3 separate regions of the Homo sapiens genome follow, and regions 2 and 3 are each linked to region 1. The links are chromatin contacts, found by Hi-C or POLR2A ChIA-PET in ENCODE. All regions are on one chromosome and are shown on one strand. Each heading gives the region's core, a stretch centred on a gene start or an enhancer-like site at or near the end of the contact. The rest is flanking DNA. Distances are from core to core; before and after follow the strand shown. Region 1 holds the start of RASGRP2 (RAS guanyl releasing protein 2). Region 2 holds the start of NAA40 (N-alpha-acetyltransferase 40, NatD catalytic subunit). Region 3 holds the start of SLC25A45 (solute carrier family 25 member 45).

What was found. A loop is a pair of places that touch in the nucleus more often than their neighbours do. ChIA-PET counts read pairs that join two places held with the same protein, here RNA polymerase II (POLR2A). Pooled maps may share reads with other maps.
Region 2: a pooled map shows a loop between it and region 1 (12-fold over the local background). The contact joins the promoter of NAA40 here to the promoter of RASGRP2 in region 1. A Hi-C loop is called at or near these places in 5 of 50 pooled maps.
Region 3: a pooled map shows a loop between it and region 1 (5-fold over the local background). The contact joins the promoter of SLC25A45 here to the promoter of RASGRP2 in region 1. A Hi-C loop is called at or near these places in 1 of 50 pooled maps. POLR2A ChIA-PET finds 5 or more read pairs at or near these places in 2 of 52 experiments (B cell and Caco-2).

The regions. Positions count from the first base shown.
Region 1 is chr11:64,741,665-64,746,552 of GRCh38, forward strand. RASGRP2 (RAS guanyl releasing protein 2) reads right to left here and starts at 2,478. Exons shown (of 17, transcript NM_001098671.2): 1 at 2,339-2,478; 2 at 1,130-1,273; 3 at 346-448. The coding sequence starts at 1,202. It overlaps PYGM (glycogen phosphorylase, muscle associated), which reads right to left. Exons shown (of 20, transcript NM_005609.4): 20 at 4,734-4,888. RefSeq lists silencers at 1,145-1,474, 1,785-1,834, 1,995-2,044, 3,035-3,144, 3,395-3,594 and 1 more.
Region 2 is chr11:63,936,101-63,940,988 of GRCh38, forward strand. NAA40 (N-alpha-acetyltransferase 40, NatD catalytic subunit) reads left to right here and starts at 2,902. Exons shown (of 8, transcript NM_024771.4): 1 at 2,902-3,002. The coding sequence starts at 2,997. RefSeq lists enhancers at 1,905-2,405, 2,644-2,783 and silencers at 2,504-2,553, 2,814-2,893, 2,823-3,008.
Region 3 is chr11:65,380,314-65,385,201 of GRCh38, forward strand. It overlaps SLC25A45 (solute carrier family 25 member 45), which reads right to left and starts at 2,333. Exons shown (of 7, transcript NM_182556.4): 1 at 2,173-2,333; 2 at 1,602-1,656. The coding sequence starts at 1,638. It also overlaps a transcript of FRMD8 not described here. RefSeq lists enhancers at 1,442-1,970, 1,519-1,648, 1,636-2,835, 1,779-2,058, 1,971-2,498 and 4 more and a silencer at 3,465-3,759.

The sequences.
Region 1 (4,888 bases), core at 1,228-3,727:
GGGGGTGGAGGACTAGGTGCTGAGGGAGGCTGAAAGCAAAGCCTGGGCTCTGGGAGAGAGAGATGCACGGGGCGCACCCAAGCCTGAAGCAGGGGCAGGCCCCAGACTCTAGGGAGAAGGAGGGCAAGGCCTCGGCTGGGGACAGAGCCTGGGGACAGGACCGAGTCGCTAGGAGCAAGGAGGGGGCAGAGCCTAGGCCCTAGTTGGAGGCTGGGACGACGCCTGAGCTCTGGGATAAGGAGTGGCCTATACTTAGGAGCGAGGCTCATTCTGCACCTGGGCTGGGCAGAGGGGCTGCGCATGGGCTCCGACGGCGGGGGCCTTGGCAAGGCCGGCGAAGGATATATGTGGAGCAGCTTGGCCGCCAGCTGAGAGGAGGGGATGTACCAGGGGTGCATCATGAGGAACATGCGCACCAGCTGCGGGTCCCGCACCTTCCCGGAGTCATCTGACTCCGAAGGGTCAAAGACAGGTGGCTGAGCTGGGTCCGCAGCTACCATGCCTCATCCTCACCCCGCAACCCGCCAGGTATCGGTCCTTCGGGTGCACGCTCGACCCCGCCCACCTCCTGCTTGCCCAGGACTCCGAGAGCAGGAGGCAAATTAGAGAGGAAAGGTGTGGTGGGCGAGAGATAGGCACGCCCTGAGGACTGGAGGAGGGGAGCGCCCGAGCCGCCCATCGTCCGGAGGGGAACCAGCTGGGGCGGAAGGAGCCTGGGTTCCCCGGGGTCAAGAATCCAGAGGTCATTTCCTGAGCGCTTGGGGGGAAGGGGCACCCCTTCACCAGATAAGCCGCCCCCCATTAGCCGGAAACAGCTCCCAGGCCGGAGATAGCGAGTTCCTCCGGATTCCCCGGGAGACAGATAATGCCCCTCAAGTGTCAGAGTCCGGGACCCGGCCCTCCCTTCGCCGCCGCTGGGGAAGGCTAGAGAAGGGAAACCTCATCTGTCTGAAGGGCGTGCATCTCTCTGCCCTGCGTTGCGGAGGAGGCTTTCGTTAAAGAGACTGCACGCTGCGGAGCAGGGTGGGTCCGGGTCAGGGCTGTGCCCTGGACTGTGCCTGGGAGGCAGGGACCCGGGCTCAGACTCGGGGCTAGGCTCAGGCTCCGTGTGCCCTCCCGAGCCACTCACCGAAGGCTTCGATGCACCCGCGGAGCAGCTCCTCCACCGTGCAGCCCTTGTCCAGGTCCAGGGTGCCTGCCATGGCCGCCGGCGCGGGGTGGGCTGGGCCCAGGCTGCGCTCCGGGAGCCTCCCACCGGGCTCGGACCGAACCCCTGTCCCGGGAGAGGCAGAGCGGGAGTCTGCGGAGTCGCGGGCGGGGGAGCGGCCCCGCGGGCAGAAACGGGGCGGGGCGGGCACGCCCCCTGCTGGACAGGGGCGGAGTTGTCCCCCGCGGCCACTCCCGGGGTTAAACGGTCTGGCCCGGGATGGTGCAACCCGCCAGTTGGGAAACGGACCCGCAGAGAGGCTTCCGGCCCACCCTCGGAGTCGCGGGAAGGCCGAGGGGCTTCACGAGGATGGGGACGAACCAAGATCCCAGGACTGGCTGGCGCCCAGCCCCCCGCAGGGCGCCTTCTCCTCGCGCCCTCTCCCCAGAGGCACCTGCAGCACCCCGCAGCTCGGCTCTGCGCCCCTCCCGCTTCCCTCCCTCCACAGCCTCCCTTCCCCCGCAGGGTTATTTTGGGAACCCAGAGCCTGAGGGGACCTCGGAGGAATTTCTCCCTGGTATGGGAGGTGGGGGGAGAGAACCCAGGCGTCCTGCCCGCCTCGCCCCCTCCCGGGAGCCCAGGAAGGCGAGGCGGGGCTGCGGCAGCCCCCAGGGGGCCTGCCCTAGGGGAGGCGGACTGGATGGGAGAGGAACATTCCTGGGGCGGGGGGAGCCCGCTGCGGCCAGGAGGCGTCAGCGGGAAGCCTGAGCCTGGGAACTGAGCGCTCCCAGGCCACCTCCGCAAAGGTCCCAGGGGTCCCGGCTCAGCTTGTCCACAGGCCCTCTTCCTCCCTATCCCCGGCTCCTGACCCTGGCCCCGGCCCCGCACAGGCGAACTGTGAGCGCGCACGGAGCAGGGTGTCCAGAGGGGGGCGCTCGCGCCAAGGGTGGCCGGTGGGTGCATGACACCATTAGCAACTCCGGTCACTGGCGGGGTCATACGCACCCTGGCAGGGGCAAACACTCCACACCCAAGTTATTCGTCGGAGGCCGGGGACCTAAGTGGAGGTGCAGGCGTCCGCACTTACACGCACCGGGCCACAGGCACCGGCCTCCCATCCTCCGTCTCTCACACACAATGGCACCCACACCCTGTGCACACCTGCACGAAGAAACCCTCAGGCACACATACCCAGCTCGTCCACCCCAGAATGCAAACCCGCGGACGAGGTCGCCTCCTGGACGTGCTGTTCACTTGAGCCAGGCCAGCCTTGAGTCCCGCGGCCACACAGGCGCTGACATCCTCACACGTGTGCACACACGCAAGGCAGTGCCTCTCCACGCATGTACACTCCCACACACATGCACACACCCCCATGGGTGCGCACGCCCATTCCGTCGCCCCCCTCCCATTTGCGGTGCAGGGCCCGCCCTGCGGCCCCAGCTCCCTGACTCCCCTCACTCCCAGATTTTGGCAGAGCCTTGCCCCACGGAAAGGTACCCCGGCCCTACACATACTCACTCCCCCAGGCTGGAGGACAGGGGAGCTCCTGTACGGAGTTCTCAGGCGGACTTTTCCTAAGAGCCACCCAGAGCCGTCCCCGCCTGGCTCTACCGCTTCCTCGTGTGACCTTGAGAATCACTTGGCCTCTGGGAGCCTCAATTTTCTCATCTGCCAAATGGGGGTACGCGGGGGAGGGCCCCGCTGGAAGGTGGCTGGGAAAAGCTGGGTGCACCGTGGAGGTCCTCCGCCCTCCGGGGATCCAGCGCGCCTTAGCTCTCGTGGCCGCTGCCCCCTCTCCCAGACCCGGGCCGCAGACTCCCCACCCGCTCGCCGCCCCCAGCCCGCCCGCGCCGCCCTGGGCGGGGGGGGAGTCGCTGGGGGCCGCGCCCTCCTTCGCCTGGCGCCCCGCCCGCGCTCGCCCACTCACTCTTGGGACCTGCCGCAAGGAGCCCGCACCGGCCTGGCCGACCCCACCTCCGTGCGCTCCCGCCCGCCGGCCTCGCTGCGGCTGCGGCTCCCGCCCGCTCTCCACGCCGCGGCCCCGCTCCCCGCCGCCCCGCCCCCGCCCCCGCGCCAGGCTGCCCCCTCCCCCCTCCGCCCCTGCGCGGAGCTCCGCACCGCCGGCTGCGCCACCCCCACCGGGGGCTCCCTCTCGCCCCGCACGCGGCGGTCCCTGCGGCAGCTTAACCCCTCCCCTGCCGCGCCGCCCGGGAGGCCAGGGCCGCGGGCGGGGGGCTGCGCCACTAGCTGCCCCGAGGGCGGGCGACCGGAGGCCCCGCCGCCCGGGACGCGGAGGGGGGACCGAAACGAAGAGCCCCTCCCCCAACCGCGGACGCCCCAGTGCCCCCCGCCCTGCCTGGGTGTCGGGCGGAGGAAGCCGGGAGGGGCAGGAAGCGGACTGCGGTGGGGAAGGGGCGCCCCGCCCAGCCCCCAGCTCGGGTTCCTGTTTTCGAGACAAACCGTTCCCATGGGGCTAACCCGGCCCGGGACCGGGCGTCTTCCTGCAGGCAGCGGGTGGCACAGGCCTAGTGGAGGTCGGGGGCGTGGGGACAGCTGGTCCTTGAGATAGTCTGGGGGATGGGCTAGGACAAGATGGGAATATTTTGGGGAGAGGGACCTGTGGGGAGCGAGGAATGAAATCGTGGCTATCTGGAGACGCGGCCTTGATGTCTGGGAATGGGGGCGGGGGGCCCAGTTCACACAGGAGGAACGGGGCCCCGGAAGCCTGGCTCCCCACAGGGTCGAATGGAAAGGGGCAGCCGCATGTGGCGGTGGGTTCTCCGCAGCTCGGAGACTGGAGACCTGGATGCCTGGCCAACAGGGAGGAACTTGGGAGGGGCAGCCGCAGGCGGTTGGGGTCCCCACTAGCCGGGCCTAGGAGAGCGGGTAACGGTTTCCGACCATTTGGCTTCAGACACACTCACTGTGAAACCACCGACCCCAAACCTCCCTTCCGAGGCGTGCCCCTCCCAGCCTTGGGGCGGGGGATCCAGGACCGCCCCCGCACCTCAGTCTTGGTAATGTAAGACTTAGAAACAGGACCTTTCTGTTCCTCAGTTTCCCCATAATGAGGGCCTAGACTAGGCGGTCTGCGAGTGTTCCCTGCCGTAACACTCCCCCGACTTTGGATCCAGTGTAGCCACCTGCTAAGAGACCCTTAAACGCCGCAGTAGGGCGGGGCTAAGGGCGGAGCCAAGAAGGCGCCGAGCATCCTCTGCTTCCTCCCCCTCCTGGGTCCTGCCCTCGACAGCGCGGATCCTCCGTGGTCCGGGAAGCCTCAGCCCAAGTCCCGGCTCCCAGCCCCGGTGGGCCCCACCCAGGCAGACGCCCCGCCCCCGGCCAGCGAGGCTGGCCGCTGACCTAGTATGGACACGGCACTGGGAAGAGAGGCGTGGAGGGTGACGCCAGGAAAGGGGCTGGAGAGGCCTAGGCCCCGCCCCCACGGGTCGCCCCCTCCACCTCCCATCACCGTCCCGCCGTGGGACGCACCTGCCGAGGGTGGAGGATAAGGGGGTGACTGCGCGGCTGCTGTTGAGCCCGCCAAGAGCTAAAAATATTTCCCAACAAAGAGGAGTAAGGAGGCTCCCAAGGAGAATGAATTTATTAGGGAGTGGGTGCAGTTGGTCAGACCCCATAAATAGGAGGGGACCGGGAGCCCGAGGACGGAAGGGGGCCCGTGTCCTTAGTCACGCTGGACACTGGGACATTGAGAGTGGGGAAAATGAGGGTTCCAGGAGG
Region 2 (4,888 bases), core at 1,652-4,151, 810 kb before region 1:
ACGTCCTCATTACTTGCTCCCTCACCTTCAGATCTTGACTCAAGTATCACCTCATGTTTGCCTTTCCTGAGCATCCTAGTTAAAACTATAAATCTCTCTCTTTTTTTTTTTTTTGAGATGGAGTTTCATTCTTGTTGCCCAGGCTGGAGTACGACGGTACAATCTTGGCTCACTGCAACCTTTGACTCCCCACTTCAAGTGATTCTCCTGCTTCAGCCTCCCGAGTAGCTGGGATTACAGGCATGTGCCACCACACCCAGCTAATTTTGTATTTTTAGTAGAGACAGGGTTTCTCCATGTTGGTCAGGCTAGTCTTGAACTCCTGACCTCAGGTAATCCTCCCGCCTTGGCCTCCCAAAGTGCTGGGATTACAGTCGTGAGCCACCGTGCCCGGCCTTTTTTATTTATTTTATTTTATTTTATTTTATTTTATTTTATTTTATTTTTCGAGACAGAGTCTCGCTCTGTTGCCCAGGCTGGAGTGCAGTGGCACGATCCTGGCTCACTGCAAGCTCCGCCTTCCGGTTCATGCCATTCTCCTGCCTCAGTCTCCCGAGTAGCTGGGACTACAGGCGCCTGCCACCATGCCCGGCTAATTTTTTTGTATTTTTAGTAGAGATGGGGTTTCATGGTGTTAGCCAGGATGGTCTCGATCTCCTGACCTCGTGATCTGCCTGCCTCGGCCTCCCAAAGTGCTGGGATTACAGGTGTGAGCCACTGCGCCAAGCTTTTATTTATTTTATTTTTTTTTGAGACCGAGTCTGGCTCTGTTACCCAGGCTGGAGTTCAGTGGCGCTATCGGCTCACTGCAACCTTCACCTCCCGGGCTCAAGCAATCCTCTAACCTCAGCCTCCAGAGTAGCTGGGACCACAAGTACACGCCACCACGCCTGGCTAATTTTTTTTTATTTTTAAATTTTTTTGCAGAGACAGGATCTTACTCTGTTGCCCAGGCTGGTCTCAAAGTCGTGAGCTCAAGCAGTCCGCCCATCTCAGCCTCCTAAAGTGTTGGGATTACAGGTGTGAGGCACTGCGCCAGGCCACAACTATAAATCTTGACCTTCCCTGTGCTCTCTCCCTGCTTTTTCTTCCTTCTAGAGCCTGTATCATTTTTTTTTTTTTTTGAGACTCTCTCTGTCGCCCAGGCTGGAGTGCAGTGGCACAATCTCGGCTCACTGCAAGCTCCGCCTCCCGGGTTCACGCCATTCTCCTGCCTCAGCCTCCCGAGTAGCTGGGACTACAGGTGCCCGCCACCCTGCCCGGCTAATTTTTTGTATTTTTTTAGTAGAGACGGGGTTTCGCTGTGTTAGCCAGGATGGTCTCGATCTCCTGACCTCGTGATCCGCCCGCCTCTACCTCCCAAAGTGCTGGGATTACAGGCGTGAGCCACCGCGCCCGGCCGAGCCTGTATCATTTAACTAACTATGTATATTACCTATTTATTTCATCTATTATCGGTCTCCTCCTTCTAGGATACAAGGGTGGTGCCTATTCTGTTTCTTATTGTTGTTTTCCTTGCTGCTTGGAACAGTGCCTAGCATACAGTAGGCACTGGATAAATGTTGTTGAGGCCACCACTGTACTGAGCACTAAAGTTGGAATAATGAGGCTAAGCACAGTGGCTGACGCCTGTAATCCTAGCACTTTGGGAGGCCAAAGTGGGAGGATCGCTTGGGCCCAGGAGTTTGGGACCAGTCTGTGTAACACAGTGAGACCCCATCTCAACAAAAAATAAATAAAAATTGAGCTGCGTATGGTAGTGCACACCTGTAGTCCCAGCTACTCAGGAGGCTGAGGCGGGAGGATCGCTTGAGCCCAGGAGGTCGAGGCTGCAGTGAGCTGTGATTGCACCACTGCACTCCAGCCTGGGCGACCGCGAGACCCTGTCTCTTAAAAAAACAAAAAGATGGAATAATGAGCAAAACCTGAAAAAGTCCATGAAGCTTAAGTGTTGGGCAGCATTTCACTAATTTTCGTCTTGAAGCATTTCACTAATTTTCGCTCCCTACCTGGGGAGCACTAGGAAGTGAAGACTCTGGCTCCACCCCTGGAGATTCTGGGGGAGGTTGGCAGAGGTGTGCACACTGCGGAAGCGCCCCCGGCGGTTTGGATTCGGGTCACGTGCGGGTCACTCCGGTGTGCTGGGGATGGGTTGAAATTAAAACTTTCCGGGATGCCTGGTGTTCACGCTAACAGCACTGTCCACTCTCTCCTAAACAGTGCTTACGTGCCCGTCTCCCCTCTAAACCCTGAGGTGTGGCGCTGAGATGGCACCTCGCTCCTCTCTGTGCCCCCTGGGCTCAGCACCGCGTAGATGCGAGTTAATTTTTATTGAGAACGTGAATGAATGAGGGGGAATGAATGGTTAGAAGACGAATGAATGAGTAACAGGACTCTGGTTAGAAAAGGAATTTCAAGAGTCAAGATCTGGAAGGTGGGAAAGTTTCCAAAGACTTCCGCTACGCGCGCTAGGGCTCTGGAGGGGCAGGTACTTTAGAGGTCGAGACGCGATTGGCCGCCTGGGAAGGTGGCTGTGCCGCCGGCTGCTACGCGCGGGGCCAAGGAGTCGCTGGCCGCAGGGGAGGTGCTGCCAACCACCCGGCCCCCAGCGGCGCGCGACTCACGGCCTGGGTGAGCAGCCAGGCCTGGCGCCGCCGTTGCCATAGTTACAGACGCAGCCCTGCGAGGGGGCGGGCTCTGGCCGCACGTCATTCCCGGCGCGACGCTCCTCCGCGCTCCCGCCTCCTCCTGGTCGGAGACCCTCGGCCAGCCTAGCGGGCGCTCCACCTGCGCGCCGGCTCACCGCTGCCCTGCGCCGGTTCTGCGCCGGCGCGGTACGAGGGCGCGCGGTTGGGCGGGGGGGGGGGGGGAAGCTGCGAGGCGCATGCGCGTTGCAGGGCCGTCCGCTCTGCTGCCGCCGCTGTTGCAGCCACCGCCGTTGCCGCCTCCCTGCCGGCAAGTGTGTGAAGAAGAAGCTGAGCGTTGTCGCCGCCGCTATGGGGGTGAGTGAGGCAGAGAGAGGAGATGGGAGGTCCAGGGGCGCTCCTCGCTACCCTCGCCCCCTTTGTTCTTAAACCCCCCTCTCACGTGACCCCGACCCCCTCCAGCCTCACGTGACCCCTGACCCCCACATGACCCGACTCCCCCATTCTAAGGGTCCCTACGCTAGGCCTAGCCCGGGAATCCTCTGGAGAGCCCCTGGTCCGGGGCCCCACCCCCTCGGCGCCCCCAGCGTCACGCCCGCCCCTTCCTGCTTCGCGGACCCGTTACTGGCCTCCCCACCACCGTCCCCCGCGGGGACCCTGGGGTTAGCTTCCCGCTCCCCCAGGGTCACTCATCACCTGGCTGTCACCAGCTTCGTCGCTTTTCACATCCGAGGTCAACCCTGGCTTGGAGGGAATTGAGGCCCAGAGGAAAGAAGGCGCCTAGCCAAGGTCATATTGTCGGGGGCGTCAGACCCCACCTTGGGCCTCCCGAATCCCAGTCCACTGCCCTTCCCGTTACTCGAGTCTCAGCGAAGCCGGTTCCCCTACACTCTTTCGAAACCTCTCCACCAGGTTCCTGCTGCTCCTGATAAACACAGCCTTCCTTTCCCATAGACTCCTGCCTTCGACGCCTCCTGGTTGCAATGAAATGGTTCTTACGACCGCTTGGGTTGTTAGGGGTTTTGGTAGTGCAGGTGTTTTTTGCAAGGGGAGGGCTGTGCAGGTGTGCGGGGAAGATGCGGGGAGGCGGGGGCGGCGGCCCAGCCGCGGATGGATATTGACCACTTGTTCCGTGCCGGCAGCCTGGAGGTGCATTTTAGTTTACTTTCCCGGGATATAGGGTAGGGCAGAAGTTATTTGCAAGTTTCTGTGCGTTCACCTTACTAAGTCTCAATTACAGCAGTATCAGTCACCCTCCTAAAAAGATAACGCTTTTCCTAGTATTGGCTGTATTCTTTTTTTTTTTTTTTTTTTTTTTTTTTGATATGGAGTTTTGCTCTTGTCGCCGAAGCTGGAGTGCAATGGCGCGATCTCGGCTCACTGCATCCTCCTTCTTCTGGGTTCAAGCGGTTCTCCTGCCTCAGCCTCCCCAGCAGCTGGGATTACAGGCGCCCGCTACTATGCCCGGCTCATTTTTGTATTTTTAGTAGAGACAGGGTTTCACCACGTTGGCCAGGCTGGTCTCGAACTCCTGACCTCGTGATTCACCCGCCTAGGCCTCCCAAAGTGCTGGGATTACAGGCGTGAGCCACCACACAGGCCTATATTAGTATTTACATGGAATTTCCATCACCTTAAGGGAACCCTGACTTTGGAGCCCGAGGTACCTCACTTCCAGCCCCGTCTTCGCTGCTGGTGGTATAATAGTGTGCCAGTGAGTTGGCCTTTATGTGTTTGAATTTCCTCACCTCTGTAATTGGGATGCTAATACCTCCCCCTTAGGGTAGTAGTGAAGATTAAGTGAGATAATGGATGTAGATTGCTAAGGAGGTGTCTCCTAAGTAGTGGCTGTTATTTTTGTCTGTATCCTCAGCCTTAACTTTACTGATCTAAAATGGATTTGTGCTATTTTTAACCCATTGGGTTTGTCCCTACTGTTGTTAACCTAGTTTTTTTTTTTCCCGTCACTCCACTATTTATCGACTGAACAAATCAACTTATTAGACAAAAATAGTTGTCTAATCCGTGTCAAAACAGTCATCGTGTTTTAACAAATAGTTTTGGGTATTACGTACTTCATATGTAGAAAACCAAGTCTAGAGACCTTAGGCATATTTAACCTAAATTTTGGTGAAAGGTCCTAGACACAGCCATTGTTGAAACTAAATGAAACCTGTGTCCCTTAGTAACTGTCTAACCAGAAGCAGCCACTGCGGATTAAGCAGAAAACAAGAAGTGTAACA
Region 3 (4,888 bases), core at 1,083-3,582, 640 kb after region 1:
CAAGCTCTAGAGACTCCAGCTGCCCCTGCCACCCCCTCCACACAGGCACTGGGCCAGGAAGGCACTGGGACAAGGGACTAAGACCCCAGGCCCCACCTGAGGATGCACACCCAAGAGGGAAGAGCCAGCCAAAGACGTACGTGTCCTCGCTGGAGCCCATACCCGGGTATCCCACCGCCTATGAGCCGCGGGACTCTGGGAGAATCACCCAGGTTCCCACCTCTCCGAGAGCTTTACTCTTCTTTCTTCAACTCATAATGTCGTCGCCGGGATCCAGAGCAGGCCCTGCTGCCAGCTGGCCACGCAGAACTGCAGGGCCCTGATGGGGGTCATGCCTGGGCACCTGCAGAGGAGCTTCTCCCCTCCCCTCCACCTGCCCACTGCCTAGCCCTGCCCTCCACAGCAGAGGCTGGTTCTGGAGTTTGGGGGAGGTCGCACCCCCAGGAGGCAGGTTCAGAACGTCCCTCTCTTTCTCCTAAGAGGAATGCCACCCAGAAGCTGGGCTGGGACCACAGCACAACAGGCCTCAGGGCCCGGGACTGCGGCCCACAGCCAGGTGGGGCAGAGGCCCAGAGGGGACTCAGGACAGCAGGTGAGGTCAAAGGTGAACTTCCTTTGTAAGCCCAACAGGGTGGGCCTGGAGAGCAGGGCTCAAGGTATAGGGTGCTCACCTGGCTCTCCCGCCCTCTGCAGGTGTCAGGCAGAGTGGCCTTGGAAGGCAGAGGCAGCACCCTCCCACCTGTGCCTTCCTCTCTTCTTCCCATCGGCCACTCCCCAGAGGACTGGGGACAGCTGGCTCTGGGGTGCTCCACGGAACCCAGACTTTTTTTTTTTGACACAGGGTCTTGCTGGTGTTGTCCAGGCTGGAGTGCAGTGGCATGATCATGGCTCATTGCAGCTTCAACCTCCTGAGCTTAAGGGCTCCTTCCACCTCAGCCTCTGGAGTAGTTGGGACCACAGGCGTGCGCCACCGCGCCTGGCTAATTTTTGTATTTTTAGTAGAGACGGGGTTTCACCATGTTGGCCAGCCTGGTCTCGAAATCTTGACCTCATGATCCACCTACCTCAGCCTCCCAAAGTGCTGGGCTTACAGGCATGAGCCACCGCGCCCAGCCTCTCATTTCTTATAAAGACAGGGTCTTCCTATGTTGCCCAGGCTGGTCTCAAACTCCTGGCCCCAAGTGATCCTCCTACCTCAGCCTCGCAAAGTGCTGGGATTACAGGTGTGAGCCACCATGCCCTGATTCTTTTTTTTTTTTTTTTTTTTTTTTTGTGGCAGGGTCTCATTCTGTCACCCAGGCTGGAGTGCAGTGGTGCAGTCATAGCTCACTGCAGCCTTGAACTCCTGAGCTCAAGCAATCCTCCTAAGTAGCTGGGACTACAGGTGTGAGCCACCATGCCCAGCTAATTATTTTGATTTTTTTGTAGAGACAGGGGCCTCCCTATGTTGCCCAGACTGGTCTCAAACTCCTGGGCTCAAGTGATCCTCCCGCCAGGCCGGAACTCAGACTTTGGTCTCTGCTCCTCCCATGTCACCCATCTTCCCGAGGAAGTGACCTACCATTGGGTGTGATGTGACAGAAGGAAGAAAAATGTCTCACCAGAGATCCAGCCAGCCACAAATTCCTCCACCGGCATTGTCTGGGCTTGCGGGAACTGGTGGCTCCAGCAGAGGAGACAGAGTTGAATTCCCCCCTCTCCCTCCCCTGGCCCACGCTGATAACCTCCCACTAATGTTTAACCCTGGCGGGAAGGTGAGAATTGGCCTGGTGCCCAGACCTCCGGCAACTGGCAGAGGAGAGCGAGCCAGTTCCGGTGACCCTGGCCACCTGGAGGAGTCGTGCAGAGTACAGTCTCACGGGCCAGGCGTGCCGGGACCACAGAGGCCCTGATCCCCGAGCCCGGCCAATGATCCTCGCTCTGAGGATGGCAACTGGGTTCCTGCCCCATGGTCGGGCCCCTCCAGGGCTGCCTTAGTCAGCAAGAGGCAAGCCCCTGCCTGCCCAGCCAGCCCAGCTCCACTCCCATTCATCTCCACCAAGGGGCATGGCCGCCCCCATGCCACAGAGAGAGGCCGGGTGCGGAGGTAGCGTGGCCACCAGGGGGTAGGCCCAGCCCGCATTTGCCGCTGCGTGGCAGGGTGGGGAGGAGCCACTCCCAGGAGTGACTCACCAGGCCTGGCTGTTCTCTTCAGGGTTGTTTACGACTCCCCCGACTCCCCCGTGTGAGTCAGAAACACAGCCTTCCTCGGCTTCCTCCTTCCCAGGGGAAAGATAGGGGTTTTGATTATTTAAAGTGCGTGTTGATCTGCAATGGCACCATTCTGCTCAGTCAAAACCAAAACCCTTTCAAGGATCTGTGAGCCACAGGGTGCCGCCCATTCTCCTCTGACCTCACGTCCTGCCACCCACCCCCTTGCTTTCTCTGCTGCAGCCACCCGAGCCTCCAGACTCTTCTTCAGTCAGCCTTCTGTCTCCAGGCCTGTGGACTGGCTCTTCCCTCTTCCTGGGCACTCTTGCCCTGGCACCCCTCCAGCTGGGGCTCAAATGTCACCACCTGGGTGAGGTCTGCCCCGCCTCCCCAGCCGGAGGCACTGCTGGCTCTTCCTCTCTTTCTCCATCACAGTTATCACGCCAACATACGATGGGAAGAACTTGTCTGTCTGGACAGGGATCTCTGGGTGTTCTGTGCACAGCGGGTGGCACAGGGTGGGCTCTCAATAAATCCTGAGTGACTGAATGAACGGAAATGTCAGCCAGCAGCATCAGCGGCAGCCTGGGGCTCCAGTTCCCTCTTCCCATCACCAAACGGCCCTGGGAAACATCAAGGCCCAGTGACACCTGCACCCTCCCCTCCAGATCTCCCCGCAGCTCCTAGTCTCCCATGGGGGACGCCCAAGGCCCAGTCCTTCTCTCCCTTCTCCTCTCACTGTGGCCAAGGCAGAACCCACCCACCCCTGCTGCTTTCTCCCGGGTGGACAGATTCGGGAAACAGGACCTCCTACCTCCTGCCTCTGGAGCTGCCTGGGGCTCCTTGGGCCACCCCCAAAGATCATCCTAAAAGACCATCCCCAAAGACTGGCCTCTCGTGGTGGCTTGGGCTGCAGTCCTGGTTCTGCTTCTTATTCCTGAAACTGCCTTTGCAAAAACTATAACTGATACAGGCCAGGCGCAGTGGCTCACGCCTGTAATCCCAGCACTTTGGGAGGCCGAGGCGGAAGGACCACCTGAGGTCAGGAGTTCGAGACCAGCCTGACCAACATAGTGAAACCCCATCTCTACCAAAAATACAAAAATTAGCCGGGTGTGATGACGGGCGCCTGTAGTCCCAGCTACTTGGGATGCTGAGGCAGGAGAATCGCTTGAACCCGAGAGGCAGCTGTTGCAGTGAGCCAAGATCATGCCACTATACTCCAGCCTGGGCAACAGAGCGAGACTCCGTCTCAAAAAAAAAAAACAAACAAACAAACAAAAAAAAAACCCTCCTGTCTCTCGTACAGCCAGCTCTGCATGAATTAAACTCTCCTTATTGCAATTCCCCTGTCTTGACAAATTGGCTCTGTCTAGGCAGAGGGTAAGGTGAACCCAATGGGCGGTTACATTATCTCTCTCAGTGATGTTGAGCAACCTCTTCTGTGGGCCTTGGGGTCTATTATTGTTTGCCAAAGTAGGACAGCAGTCGGGCTAATTGATGTCTAAGCCTCTCAGCTCTAAAGGCTGGAGGCCGCCTCCTCCCTCACTTCAGAATGGGTCTCATTCTCTTTTCCAATCTCACCGCCTCACCCCAGTTTGAGAAAGACCCTCATTCCCACTTCCCTACAGCCTTGCTGAAGGGAAGCCCACCTAAGCATGGCGTCATCTTGTGAATCTCTAGCTCACAACCTCCAAAATGTTCTTACTGTCTAACACGCCTGCCCCATATCTGTCATCCTGGGGTTCAAGGCCTCCCCCATGGTGCCACCCACCTGCTATGCTCTCACACAGCGGGGGTCTTTCCTGGGGTCCTAACCATGCTCGTGCAGTTCCCACTACCTGGAATGCCTTTCCTTCCCCACCATCAGCCTCCCGGACTCTCTCCCAGTGCCCCTCCTTGACTAGACCCGGGTTCTAGCCTCCCCACCACCACCGCAGACACTCCCAGGTGTCAGTCTTTGACATAAAACAGAGATGTGATACTCACCTCTTAGTGAGTTCTAAGGATTAAAGCACTTTAAAAAGTGGCTGGCACGTAAATGGCAACTGCTAATACTTATTTCCACTCTCAGGACGCATGAGAATGACACAGGAAACAGGGGAAAGGGCCTGGCCCAGTGCCCCACACACAGCAAGTGAGCAGAGACTTTTCCTGCCTGTAGCATTTCATAGTTCTTAAGGCAATGCTGTCATCTTCTGTGGTTTTATTTATTTTTTTGGAGACAGAGTCTCACTGTTGTCCAGGCTGGAATACAGTGGCAGGATGGCGCTATCAGAGCTCACTGTGAGCTCACACTCCTGGGCTCCAGCGATCCTCCCACCTCAGGCTCCTGAATGGCTAGGACCACAGATGTGTGCCACCACACCTGGCTAATTTTTGGGTTTTTTACAGATGGCGTCTCACTATGTTCCCCAGGCTGGTCTTGAACTCCTGGCCTCAGGCGATCCTCCTGCCTCGGCCTCCCAAAGTGCTGTGGTTTTAAATGTGCTGTTCTCCTGGGCTTCTTTCTCTTTCCCCTCTTCCTTAACTCACCAATTAAACCACAACAGACACTTTCTGAGGGCAGGGCCACGTCTCCCCTCAGTCTCCATCCCCTGACCTAGCACAAGCCCCGCATCCAGTAAGCATTCAAAACAACACTGAACTCTTCTGCTCCTGCTTCACTCCAGCTGGGTCAAGAGGCCATGGAGATACA